3 separate regions of the Homo sapiens genome follow, and regions 2 and 3 are each linked to region 1. Evidence: chromatin contacts called from ENCODE Hi-C or POLR2A ChIA-PET data. All regions are on one chromosome and are shown on one strand. The core of a region is the stretch at or near the end of the contact, and the rest is flanking DNA. Distances in the headings are between cores, read along the strand shown.

Region 1 (4,567 bases), core at 34-2,533:
CAAATTTTCACATTTAGGAAATTCAGTGCAATCTTAAAGACAAACACTCCTTTTACTTTTATTTTTCACCTCTATGTTGTGTCAGGAGACTAATGTTACACTATCTATCCATATAGAGTTATGAGCTGAAGCTGTATCCATGGGGAAACAGATTATCTATGTTTTAAACTTGTAAGCTTAGTCTACACAAAAATACACCTTTAAATTATGCCACAGACTTTCTTAAAGAAATTCTTAATCATTTTATAAATTCACTAAGAAATGAGTCTGTAGTCTATTCTAATCTCATTAATGCAACGCATGTTTCAGACATCACAACACGTTGATGACTTACTTGTATCTTGCTTCTTGTTTTCAAGATGATCTAATAGTTGTCTTATCTCAGCATCATACTCCACCCATTCTGGGACAATTCTGGCAGCAGCTTTTAGTTTGGATTCTTTTGTTTTGGGATTATTGCACTAAAAGTTTAAGTAAATTTTGTTAATGAAAGACCATGCTCCTGGAAACATAAGGACAATGCTGTGTCACTAGGGCAAACAAAATACATTTTATAAAAAGCAGAGTCCTACTAAGTACTGGAAGTTTAATACACACAGGATCAGGTGAAATGATATATCACAACTTATGTATGTAATAATTGCTTAATACAAATACCTCAATCAGAAATTTAAATAAAAATTGTTGAAAGACATTCTGATGACTCATAAGTCTGTCAAAAAAAAATTATGTAAAACTTTTTGACAAAAGATCTAATTACATTACCACTATGTAGAAGAACATAGCAGACTAGTGTGCTTTGTAGGCACAGTAGAAAAACATGGAAATGGCATCTCGGTTCTCAGGGTTCCAACTCCATATTTACTAGTAGTAGGATGTGTATGTATCACATAATTATGTGTGTGTGTAGGGTGTGTAGCTTAATTTATTCAACTGCAAAAGAAATTAAAATAGGAAAATCTCTAAGGTTCCATCAATACACAATCAGTTTAAACTATTGAGTACTACTATAGAGTTTCTTGGGAAATTAAAGTTAAAAGCAAAAATTATAGAAGGTTGATAAGAGTCTGACACACTATGTATCTGAAGGTACAGCTGAAAGGATCTGCTGATATATTGGACGTGAGCTGTAAGTAAAGAGAGGCATCAAAGAAAGACAAAGCCACCAGTACCTTTGGCTTGAGCAATATAAAAAATGGATTTGCCATTTACTGAGACAGAAGACAATGGGAGCAGTATAAACTTCATCAAGTAATAAAGGAAGCCCATTCACTATTTACAAAGAATTAAGGCAGGAAGCAACTTGAAGCTCACTTCTGGTGACATTTTCTCCACTTGCTTTCCTCTTATTTCTTAGGGGAAAGCTATTAGTCATGAGCCGTGAGCCTGTTGTCTTAACCCTTTCCTCACCAAATATTTTCAGTTGATTCATTATGGATTTCTTTTCCATAGTGACATATTCCTGAGGTAAGTGGACAACACAATTTTCCTTGCAGAAATTAACTTTATAGGCAATGTCTTCTATATAGTGAAGATAATGGGACTAATTCTTTTTTTAATTCTGTCATACTATTAAAAAAATAAAAATATTATGTTTTGTTTAGCTATTTGTACTACATTGGGTTTGTGTGTGTGTGTGTGTGTATGTGTGTGCTCATGCATACACTCTATAAGCTTTATTAGTGTTTCTTAACTGGGTAATCATGCCCCTCGGGGAGCTTTGGCAAAGTCTGGAGAAAATGTGTGATGGCCGGGGAGTGGTGGGGTGCTACTGCCATCTAGTGGACAGAGGCCAGAAATGCTGCTGAATACCCAACAATGCACAGGAAAACCCCTGTAACAAAGAATTCTCCACTCCTCAATGCCAATAGTACTGAGGCTGAAAAACTCTGAGATGGAAAGTTGAGAGAGTATAATGACATTCATAAACATTTTCATTCCCACCTTCAATATTATTAGTCATGCTCTTTTCTTCTGTTAGGCCATTTCCTTGGGAATTTTCTGCATTCTCTTTTCTCCTCCATGAAGAATAGCATGTTCTCTCATTCTACTCTTAGTGTTTCTATGAGGGAGACGGGCTGAACACCAAAATTTGTGCCACTTCTCCTTTTCCTGGGTATTGGTATTGCTATTGCTAGGAAGTAGCTGTCCATCCAGGAATGCCATTTCTCAGCTCCTGTTACATCTAGATATGGCCACGTGACCAACTCCCACCAAGGGGCCATGCCTTTAGGATTCAAGATATATGTTCTCCACACTTTTTTTCCCCTTCCCTCCAGATTGGTACTATCCAATACAAATGCAATGAAAACCATACACATAATTTGTGGGTTTTTTCACTAGAAAAATACTAAATTTTTCTAGTAGCCATGTATAAAAATGTAAGAGGAATAGGTGAAATAAATTTTAATACTATATTTTATTCAACCCAATATATCCAAAATACTAAGTCAACATGTAATCAATACAAAAATTAGTAATGAGATATATGTTATTTTCATTGTATTGAGTATTCAAAATCTGGTGTGTACTTTATACCTTACAGCACATCTCAATTCAGAATAGCAACATGTTAAGGGCTCAACAGCCACATAAGGCAAGTGGCTACTGCACTGGAAGAAGCAGTTACAGGTGGACAAAAAGTACTCCCTGAGACATGGCACACAGGAGGGCTACTCAATGACGGAGATATCCACTTAGGTCTGCTGCTGGAATGAGTATGAAGCCACTGAATTTTGGGGGTTTGTTATGGTAGCTCATGTTAGTCTAAGTACTAAAGATCCCAAAATGACCTACACCACTACTGTATGAGCCACAACAGAACCCTAACAACATATTAGTAGTTGTGTTCAATAATGTTCTTGGCCTCTCTTTATGAAATTCCCTTGCTTACCTCTTAAAAATGCCTTTTTATTTGTTTCTGCTATATTCTACCAACTATGATTACATTCTAACATGCTGGCATGCTATTTTTAAAATATGTATTTCTATACATGTCTGAAAAAGTTCCTATATTTTGTTTTCCTGCTCTTTTTTGTTCAAAATTGTGTGAATTCTAACATTTTAATAGCTTATTCGTCAGTGAAGATCTTGTAAACAATTTTCTACACTTAGCACATTAAAAACAATATACTAGGAAAAAAACTTATTATACCTACTAAAGACAAGGTAGTAGTGGAATATAAAATCTAAATGGACAACAAATAAATTACTTTGAAATATTTTATGTTTAGGAGAGTTAAACTGCACAGCATAAACTGCTTTAAATGAAAATCTAGGAAAAATAATCTCTTAAAAATAAGTAAGAAAAAAGCATGTATGATATATTTTAAGTAGACAAAATTGTCTTGTTTGCCTTTATTTGGGGGAAAATATTGGCAGGATAACTAAACTGAAGACATGTCAAGATGATAGCTAATCCACAAACATTTTCAGCTAGCTCTCAGCCCTTTTTTTTTGTTTGTTTGTTTTTTTGAAATGGAGTTTTGCTCTTGTCTCCAGGCTGGAGTGTAGTGGCGCCATCTCCGCTCTCTGCAACCTCTGCCTCCCAGGTTCAAGCAATTCTCCTGCCTCAGCCTCCTGAGTAGCTGGGACTACAGGCATGTGCCACCACGCCCAGCTAATTTTTTGTAATTTTAGTAGAGATGGGGTTTCATCATGTTAGCAACGCTGGTCTCGAAGTCCTGACCTGAGGTGATCCACCTGCCTCGGCCTCTTAAAGTGCAGGGATTACAGGCGTAAGCCACCGTGCCCAGCCCTCTAAGCCTTTTTTTCAAAAGTCCTTTTGCAGAAAAGAGTTAATACAGAAAGCCTGAAATTGCTATTCTTAGAAAGACCTGCTTGTAAGTTTGGCTCCTCGCTGGCATCTGGGAACACAGGGTTCAGGATGGTTCTCACCATTCCTTTATAAGAGTAACTCACTGTGTCTAAATTATCTGTGCAAAGGTGTTTATGCTAAACACTTGCTTTCCTCCTGAGTGCTGGAAATTTAGGTGTGTCTCAGGCAGACAGTGCTATATGGTCACCAGCCCCCAGTAAAACCCCTGGACACTGGGGTTTCTAATAAATGTCCTTAGTAGGTAATACTTCACACTGGTTGTGGAATCTCTTATTGCTTGAGGAATGAAGCTTGTCCCGTGTGATATCACAGAGAAAGGACTCTTGGAATCTTGCACCTGATTTTCTCTTTGCCCCATGTGCCTTTTCCCTTTGCTGACTTTGCTTTATATCCTTTCACTGTGATAAATCAAGCCATGAATATGATTATATTTTGCATCTCATGAATCTCCTTAGTGAATCATCAAACCTCAGGGTGGTCTTGGGGGCCCCCAAAATAACCCTATACTTGCCAACCTAAGTAAATGTGTAATAGACTGAACAGCAGAAGAAGCGAAGTAATACGTATGCCACTCCCTTTGTAAAACAGAAAGAAAATATTTCTATTTAAACATTTCTGTATCTGCTTACATACAAATGAAAACAAAGACACTCACCAGATCAATTGTTTTGGCTCTTTGTTTGGATTCATCATCACACCAGGTTTCACACCACAGCCAGTCTTGAGGAA
Region 2 (4,259 bases), core at 1,587-4,086, 280 kb before region 1:
TGTGTGTTGCAATCTCTACAGTAATAGAATATTTCTTTTTTCAAAGTATTCAACAATGAGTTTAATATTCTTTCTTCCTGTGATGCATACCACCATCCGTTATGCTAAATTAACTGTTTATACACACATACACAGAGCTCAACTGGTCAGAGCTGTGGTTCTCAGCCTGAGTCCACATTAGAAGTTTTGGAAATACTGCTACCAAGGCCACCCCCAGAGATTCTGGCTTCACTGGTGTGGCGATGCGGCAGAGAGAAGAGTGTTCCAAGCAGGAATTCAGAATTTGTTTCTTCCGGATGCTATGTTGCAACGGTAATCTGGGCTTATGGATTTTTGAAGTATAATGGGTAGAGCTACATTATGTGTTAAATAAACTTTGCAGACTGGTTTAAAACACCAAACCATTCTTCAAAGTTCTTTCTTTAAAACAAACAATGTGCCTTTGGATCCAAACAGTGGACTTCATAGCAACTAGGTGATAAATTAGGAAGTGCTTGAGTCTTAAAGGTCACAGCACTACACTTGTTTTGTGGCAAAAGTAAGTCAGGGTTTTGTCTAGTAAAAACAAAGAAATAATCAATTTAGTGAGTATCTACCATAGGCGAGCCACGGTAAACAAAGGGACTATCGAACAAGGCCAGGAAATAAAGTATTAAATTTGTGTAATTTGTAATTTTAGAAAAATCAGTAAGAAATGTTATGGTTAGTGGGTTTTGTGTTTTTCAAATAGTAATTGGATCAGAAATAGGCAGATTATTCAGGAAGGAATATGGCATAGAAATAATAGTGGAAATATGCTGGAGGGCAAAAAAACAGATGATAAAACACTTTAAAAAGGCAAGCCATACAAAAGAATAGAGGATGCTTTGTAGTCATTGCTCAAAGGTGACTGATTTGCATAGCAAGGAGAATGAGAAGGAAGAGGTTAGGAAGATACTTTTTTTTTTTTTTTTTTTTTTTTTTGTATTTTTAGTAGAGACGGGATTTCACCGTGTTAGCCAGGATAGTCTCGATCTCCTGACTTCATGATCCGCCCGCCTCGGCCTCCCAAAGTGCTGGGATTACAGGTGTGAGCCACTGCGCCCAGCCAGGGAGATACTTCTTAAACTCAGTTTTTAAGTTTAGTTTACCAGTGAACCTAACATGATACATCAGGACAAGCTGGGGTTCAGAGCAGAACAGTAGGGTAACCATGTCTGCATTGTCACCCTTGTACCCATTCACGAAAGCCATGGGACCATTAAGCACAGAGAAGCCCACTACCTGCCAGCCGCTGCACGGCTGCAACAAGAGTAGGACTTACTTCGTGTTCTCAGAGCACAGATTACAACATTCGGGTAGACATTGAAGAGAGACAGATTTGGGGCTCAATAGGAAGAAAAGCTTTTTTAAAGGGCTGTCAAAACAACATGAAGAAAAACAGAATAGATACGTTGCCATGCACTGAACTGCTGGTCCTGAAGGGTGGAGCATGGGCTAAACATTATCTCTAGAAATAGACAGGAACATTGTTTTGAGTGTGGAGCGTGTCCTGCTGGTCTACAGTGATTCTTCCAATCTAAGTTTTGATGATTCTATGTCCAGCTTCCTCTCTTCTCCAGTCACCTTGTCGCCTCTAATTTCACTGGGCACCCATTTGGTTAAAAAAAAAAAGTGACAAAGGGAAATTAAGAAATTCTTCACATTGAACCAGAGTGTTTCTGCCTAAAGATAGTGACACAGAGGGTTAGCACGAGATTTATCACAGCAGACTGATTGATAGGTTTTAGACCTTTCCTTACTTTTGGCAACAAGTGAAACCTGGAAGCTCATAACAAAACTGCAAGAACCTTTAAGTGGACAAATAATAACCCGTGTCCTTGTTCTCTCATTTATGCCCAGATTTGTGGCCTCAGGAGCCAGAAGTACACCTTGATCTTTATGTTTACCTTGAGACAGCAATGAAGGGATGAAGGAATGAATGAGTTTATATTTCAATTAGGCGTGAGAGATGGAGGTGGTTTAAAAAAAAATAAAAGACAAGATAGCAGTTTTGACTGGGATAACAGCATCCTTTCATAGAATAGCCTCTAGACCTGGAAGCTGGAAGGGACCTACAGGGAAAATGTGTTGAACAAATGCCCTCTGCGTAGTGCATTAGTATGAGTACACCAGCAAGATCAAGATCGTCAGGATGCCCCATCTGCTGCTATCTTGACTTTAGGCCTGTGCCACGCACCGTTTTGCCATGACTTTCCGCATAGCACCAGGCCAAAAAGAACTGCAGAGTTTTGAGGGCAAGGCCGGTTTCCAGCCCAGAATCTGCAATGATCCCTCCTTGACAAGTCAAACAGAGTCACCCAAACAAGCGTGGCACGCAAACCTTTAGAGTTCAGCAAACCGAGGGCTGAGTTACCAAACCGTGTCCTTTCAGGGCATGCAAAAGGCTTTTCCTGCTCTGCTTCTACAAGGTAGTCAGGAAGCCAAGCTATTTGCCTTGGGTAGGGCTGGGTGGGGGTGGTGAGGTGGGGGCGCAGCAGGTTGTCCACACCCGGTTGCCAGTCTGAACCTGAGCCGCTCCAACAAGCGAGCCCTTCTCCGCGGCCCTTTGGCTCAGGGGAGCGCAGGCCGGCCTTCCTCCCGCACGCGGGCGCGGGCCAGCTGCAGATGGAGAACCCGGGGGGCGACCGCGAGCCCTCTGAGGCCCCTCAAGGGACAGGGCATGGGTGTGAGGGGTCGCGTGCGCCCCCTGGCGCCGGGTCCGCTGGGCGGGGTGGTGGGCGGGGACGGTGGGCGGAGGCGGAGGCGGGAGGCGGAGCCCCGGGGTTGGGAGTGCGGGGGTCGCGGCGCAGAGTGGGAGCCGGAGAGCGAGCGCGGCTGCAGCCGGCGGCATGGCTAGCACGGCTTCGGAGATCATCGCCTTCATGGTCTCCATCTCAGGCTGGGTACTGGTGTCCTCCACGCTGCCCACCGACTACTGGAAGGTGTCTACCATCGACGGCACGGTCATCACAACCGCCACCTATTGGGCCAACCTGTGGAAGGCGTGCGTTACCGACTCCACGGGCGTCTCCAACTGCAAGGACTTCCCCTCCATGCTGGCGCTGGACGGTCTGCATCCCCGCGGCCCCCGCCCTCAGCCCTCCTTCCTTGATGGCCAGCCCGCTAGGCGCCCTCTCGCCCCCAATACCCCCAGCGGGACCCCTAGACTGGACTCCTCTGAGGCCCGACCCGTCTCTCCCAACAGGGCCTTAGGGAGCCAGGGACGCTCCTGGTGCCCGCCCTCTCCTGATGGCTGTCTCGCGGGGCGCCTGTTCGAGCCTGGGACCCCGGGAGGGGGGACACGCAGACAGGCCCGGGTTGGTGACTCCCAGGCGTCGGGGGATGGGGAAGCTTTGCGGTCCTGAGAGTCAAGGAAGCGGCTGCCCTCCCCCACCCCCCATATCTTGGGGACCGCTGGGACCCAGAGTTCATGCTGCAGGGGCTTGTCTCCTCCACCTCCCTCCCCTACGTTCCCCGAAGGCTGGGTTCTGATAAAAATGGTGTCATTGCAAGCCAAATCCGTTTGTCCTGACCTCCCTTGAGCCATTTCGTTGGTTCTTTTAAAAGTAGGCGGGGGTGGGGGTTGAGAGGTTGGAAGCGGGAAAACATATTGCAGAATTTGTTGTTGTTATTGTTTCCCTTTAAAGAGCTTCTACAAACTTGTCTGCCTAGGCAACACTACAAACACTTCCTCCGAGTTTTAGGAAAATAATAGCCCTTGCGGTGCCGCGATGAGTCCGCAGAGGGTAGGGAATCTTGGGCCGTGAGAGCGTGGCGCCGGGAGCTGACCAGTTCTGCATCCGAGTCCCCGGTGCCTGCTGCTGTCCTGGGTTGTTCCTTTGTGGAGGTTCACCTGCGTTGCTCTGGTTAGTCAGGCCTTATGCTGGTAGCAGCTGGTGGATATTCACACAGAACTCTGGCTCTGTTGAGTTTCAAGACAACAGCCGATGTCAGCCCGGTCCCATTGATTGCTCAAGTTCTAGGCCCGTTGCTTCCAGGATTTTACAGCAAACGAATCCTGGCAGAAACTTAAGAGGAGTTATTTACATTACATATTTCTAGATTTGAGGTGTTTTTTTCTTTTATTACCGCACTTGCAGGTTTTGTTTACATAGCTGGGTAAATGAAAGAAAATAGTTGATTCCTCTAAGATGGGGTTTGCCACGAAGAGCAAACTGTTGCTCAACGTGGTATTTGATGGAACCTCCGTATAAGGAATACGCATCTAGTTTTAGAAG
Region 3 (4,788 bases), core at 2,257-4,756, 450 kb before region 1:
TACTCAGACATAAAAAAAGAATAATATGTCTTTTGTAGCATCTTGGATGGAGCTGGAAGCCATTATTCTAAATGAAGTAATTCAGGAATGGAAAAGAAGAGAGTAGGAAGGGCATAATCGTTTATAAAATTATCTTTGGGAACCTGGTTTAAGGATGACTTTCCTGCCAAATTAGATGACTCTTGCTCCATTTTGATCTCATTAATTTATTTTTATTTTATTTATTTATTTGTTCTTTTCTTTGAGACAGGGTCTCACTCTGTTGCTCAGGCTGGAGTGCAGTGGTGTAATAATGGCACACTGGAGCCTCAACTTCCCAGACTCTAGCAATCTTCCCGCCTCAGCCCCCCAAGTAGCTGGGACAACAGGTGTGCACCACCACGCCTGGCTAATTTTTGTATTTTTTGTAGAGTCGGAGCCTTACTATCTTGCCCAGGCTTGTCTCAAACTTCTAAACTCAAGCAATCCACCTGCCTCAGCCTCCCAAAGTGATGGGATTACAGGTGTGAGCCACTGTGCCCAGAATTTTTATTCTTTTTTATACTGTTTCCTCTAACTGCACAATATATTTTTTTTTGAGCCAAGTTCTCTCTGTCACCCAGGCTATAGTGCAGTGGTGTGATCTCAGCTTGCTGTAACCTCTAACTCCTGGGCTCAAGTGAAGTGATCCTCTCCCATTCAGCTTCCTGAATAACAGGGACTGCAGGCACCAGCCACAATGCCCAGCTAGGTTTTTTTTTATTTTTGTAGAGACAGAATCTCGTTATGTTGGCCAGGCTGGTCTTGAACTCCTGGCCCCAAGCGATCTTTCTCCCTAGGCCTCCCAAAGTGCTGGGATTACAGGTGTGCCACTGTGCTCGGCCAAGCTTTTTTTTTTTTTTTTTTTTAACCAACTCTTGGAAAGAAAATTTGTGAATGTGCTTCCAGAAAGTAATATTTCTCATTAACTTAGTCCCTCCCATAATTGTGCACTTGCCTGGTTATTTCTCACCAAAGAAATTAACAGCTAATTTGTCAGCAAAGTGGCTAAATTGCCAGCTTTACAGACTGCCTTATTAACACTTCTAAAATTTATTATTAACATTTTACAAGATCCTAATCTGTATTGTCACAAGAACTCTCCACAGTGGCCTAACAAATCCAATGTTTTCAACCAAAATATATACTGCCATTGTAAACCATTTACACATTGCACACCTTCTCTACACAAAATAAATGGGGACGTGCCCTAAATTGCCTTGCATTCTAGAAATTGTTGATATTCAGCCTCATAACTGCCATGCTGTAATCTTTCCTTTACCACTGAGGCTGAAAGTATGCAAACTATATGTCTCAGACTCACCTGACCGGTGAATTCTGATGGATGCCATGAGAGGCATCCATCCAGATTAGAAAGTGGAGGAAGGTTGTGCAATTCTGTTTCTGGCAGAGGTGTTGGCAGGAGTTCTGGGCCATGGGTTGCTGTTGGGTATCAGTAACAGGGAGCAATCCCAGGCTCCAAGTGTCCTGCCCTGTAAATATAAAGGGCAGCTCTAGCCTGGCTGTAGGCTTGGGGCTCTGGATAACACAACTGTCCCTGTAAGCTCCTCCAGCCCAGGAGCAGTAGCAGCTGCCTGCAGGGTGACACCACCCTTCCCCATTTGTTCCTATAGGTCTCCTAACCCTTTTTGTAACCAATTCCCTGTTTCAAGTGCTCCTATGCTTGAAAGGCATGTGTGTCAGGCACCAAAGGCTGGATGAGACAAAAAGAGCAGGAGTAATTTATATGAAAGAGCTTGACTCAGTGGGCCTCCAGTATAGGAGGCAAGTTGTTGAAGGTGTCAAGTCCAAGTACAAATACAGTCACACCACTTTCGTTTTTCCATCAAAACACTACTCCGTTAACCAGAATGGAGTACCCACCTATTCCATTAACCAGAAGTCCAGTGTGCCCTGCTCTTCTTGGAATAACTTCACACACACTCTCCTACCAGCCTGCTGCAGTGTTTAAGAAACCTGGGATTTTAATATTATTCAGTGCAGAAGAATGGTTTTTGAAATACATATCGTCAGGTTTTTCTGGACTGGATACTAACTGATACAGTGTTTGGTACCAGAATGGTATAAAAAGAAATGACCGGCCGGGCACGGTGACTCATGCTTGTAATCCCAGCACTTTGGGAGGCCGAGGCAGGTGGATCACCTGAGGTCAGGAGTTCGAGACCACCCTGGCCAACATGGTGAAACCCCATCTCTACTAAAAAATACAAAAATTAGCCAGGCTTGGTGATATGCCCCTGTAGTCCCAGCTACTCGGGAGGCAGAGGCAGAAGAGTCTCTTGAACCCGGGAGGCAGAGGCTGCAGTGAGCTAAGATTGCATGACTGCACTCCAGTCTGGGCAACAGAGAGAAACTCCATCTCAAAAAAAATAATAATAATAGTAATAATTTGTTCGGCCAGGTGCAGTGGCTCACACTTGTAATCCTGGCATTTTGGGAAGCCGAGACAGGCAGATGACAAGGTCAGGAGTTCGAGACCTGCCTGGCCAATATGGTGAAACCCCGTCTCTACAAAAAATACAAATTAGCCGGGTGTGGTGGCAGGCACCTGTAGTCCCAGCTACTCGGGAGGCTGAGGCAGGAGAGTCGCTTGAACCTGGGAGGCGGAGGTTGCAGTGAGCCGAGATGGTGCCATTGCACTCCAGCCTGGGTGACAGTGCGAGATTCCACCTCAAAAACAAACAAACAAACAAACTCTGGTTTCTGGTAGCCATAGGACTAATAAAGACCCAAGTTTTGGTGGTTTGGGTTGCAGAATTAATTTTTTTAAATTTTTATTTATTTATTTATTTTTGAGACAGAGTCTCATTCTGTCGCCCAGGCTGGAGTGTAATGGCACAATCTGGGCTCACTGCAACCTCTGCCTCCTGGGTTCCTGCCTCAGCTTCCTGAGTAGCTGGGATTACAGGCACGTGCCACCACACCCAGCTAATTTTTGTAGTTTTAATAGAGATGGGGTTTCGCATGTTAGCTAGGCTGGTCTCAAACTCCTGACCTCAGGTGATCCACCTTCCTCGGCCTCCCAAAAGTGCTGGGATTACAAGCGTGAGCCGCTGTGCCTGGCCGAGGTTGCAGAATTATGATAAACTGATTTAGAAGCTGATGCAGGACAAGGAACCCCCAAAACTGGGGCTTAGCCTAGGAATGTTCTTGGCTTCCTCCAGGAAAGAATTCAAGGGCAAGCCGGTAGTATCAGATGACAATCTTTTATTGAATGGTCTTGTTCCTTGTGGAGCAGGGATAACTCATGGGCAGTGTCCCCAGCCTCTGCAGAGTACGGGCTGTTGGGAACTATATTTATGCCCACTTTCGACTATATGCAAATTAAGGAGTGGGTTAATGCAAATTGAGGAGAGCGTTGTTTAGAACTTTCTAGGAAAAGGGCGGTAACTTTTGGGTCCTTGCCCTGGCATTTGTAAGCTGTCATGGGCTGATGGGAGTGTCTTAACGCTAATGAGCAGCGAGGGCAGCCAGAGGTTTCCTTTGGTGCCACCTGCTGGTTCCTGCCAGCTTCTCCCTTTTTTCTCATGTGGAAACTGGGGCATAAATTGAGAACTGAGACCTTGAGAAATTTTTTTTTTTTTGAGACAGAGTCTCGCTCTTTCAGGCTGGAGTGCAGTGGCGAGATCTCAGCTCACTGCAACCTCCGTCTCCCTGGTTCAAGTGATTCTCTTGTCTCAACCTTCCAAGTAACTGGGATTACAGGCGAGGGCCACCACGCCCAGCTAATTTTTGTATTTTTAGTAGACTTTACCAGCTTGGTCAGGCTGGTCTCAAACTCCTGACCTCAAATGATCCACCCGCCTCGGCCTCCCAAAGTGCTGGGATTACAGACGTGAGCCACAGCGCCTGGCCAATTTTTTTTTTTTAACATTTTTTCCTTTTTTTTTTTTTTTTGTAGAGACAGTCTCCCTGTGTTACCCAAGCTGGTCTCTAGAACTCCTAGGCTTAAGCGATTCTCCCACCTCCGCCTCTCAAAGTGTTGAGATTACAAGTGTGAGCCACTGCAGCTGGCTGAGAATTGGGGATATTTGTGTGGATTTGGAAGAATATAAAAATCTTGAGAAACACCAAAGGCCCTGAATACCCATTGCAAGTGGAATCACGCTTCTCTCCCATTTCTGAGAAGACTAGGCTCCTTTTCCAGGGTGAAAACACCCCGTTAGTTGGAGTCTGTTCTATGTGATGGGGCATGTGCTTTGAACCAGCAATCAAAATAATATTTCTCTCATAGTCAGAATACAGGTCCAGGAATCAAGTGGTACAAGTTGGAATAGCTCCTCTCACTGTTAAATTTAGTAGTCCTAAGTTTTGCTTCCTGCTCCTGAATATTTTTGTGTTTTTTTACATCTTTTTTTTTCTTTTTTTGAGACAAGGTCTCACTTTATCTCCCAGGCTGGAGTGCAGTGGCACAATCTTGGCTCACTACAGACTCAAATTTCTGGGCTCAGATGATCCTCCCACCTCAGCCTCCCAAGTAGCTGGGACTCTACAGGCACACATCATCATACCCAGCTAATTTTTTAATTTTTTGTAGAGACAAGGTCTCGCCATGTTGCTTACGTTAGTCTCAAACTCCTGGACTCAAGCAATCCTCCTGCCTTGACCTCCCAAAGTGTTAGGATTACAGGTGAAGGCCACTGTGCCTGGCCTTACGGGTCATTCTTTATTTCCAAGAGAAGAATGCTTCCACCAAGGGACACATTATTGGTTCCAAGTGAACCAACTATTTGGGACTCTTTATGTCAC

Evidence for each region. Hi-C counts contacts between places; a loop is a spot of excess contacts on that map. ChIA-PET counts read pairs that join two places held with the same protein, here RNA polymerase II (POLR2A). Pooled maps may share reads with other maps.
Region 2: a pooled map shows a loop between it and region 1 (4-fold over the local background). The contact joins the promoter of CLDN10 here to the enhancer-like site in region 1. A Hi-C loop is called at or near these places in 2 of 168 maps with a recorded cell type or tissue (head of caudate nucleus and heart right ventricle), 2 of 37 single-sample maps with no recorded cell type and 3 of 50 pooled maps.
Region 3: a map of endothelial cell of umbilical vein shows a loop between it and region 1 (11-fold over the local background). The contact joins two enhancer-like sites. A Hi-C loop is called at or near these places in 2 of 168 maps with a recorded cell type or tissue (endothelial cell of umbilical vein and heart left ventricle) and 7 of 50 pooled maps. POLR2A ChIA-PET finds 5 or more read pairs at or near these places in 1 of 52 experiments (GM12878).

The regions. Positions count from the first base shown.
Region 1 is chr13:95,832,593-95,837,159 of GRCh38, forward strand. It overlaps UGGT2 (UDP-glucose glycoprotein glucosyltransferase 2), which reads right to left. Exons shown (of 39, transcript NM_020121.4): 37 at 4,494-4,567; 38 at 335-461. Among named protein-coding and RNA genes, the nearest start is that of DNAJC3, 160 kb to the left of the region's middle. Within about 2 kb of position 1,284, at least 2 of the 41 ENCODE cell types and tissues checked have a DNase peak (open chromatin) inside an H3K27ac peak, as active enhancers do.
Region 2 is chr13:95,549,884-95,554,142 of GRCh38, forward strand. CLDN10 (claudin 10) reads left to right here and starts at 2,837. Exons shown (of 5, transcript NM_006984.5): 1 at 2,837-3,090. The coding sequence starts at 2,871.
Region 3 is chr13:95,377,350-95,382,137 of GRCh38, forward strand. The region is part of intron 1 of LOC124903193 (a long non-coding RNA gene); the gene reads right to left. Among named protein-coding and RNA genes, the nearest start is that of ABCC4, 78 kb to the left of the region's middle. RefSeq lists a silencer at 3,374-3,423 and an enhancer at 3,704-3,753. Within about 2 kb of position 3,507, at least 3 of the 41 ENCODE cell types and tissues checked have a DNase peak (open chromatin) inside an H3K27ac peak, as active enhancers do.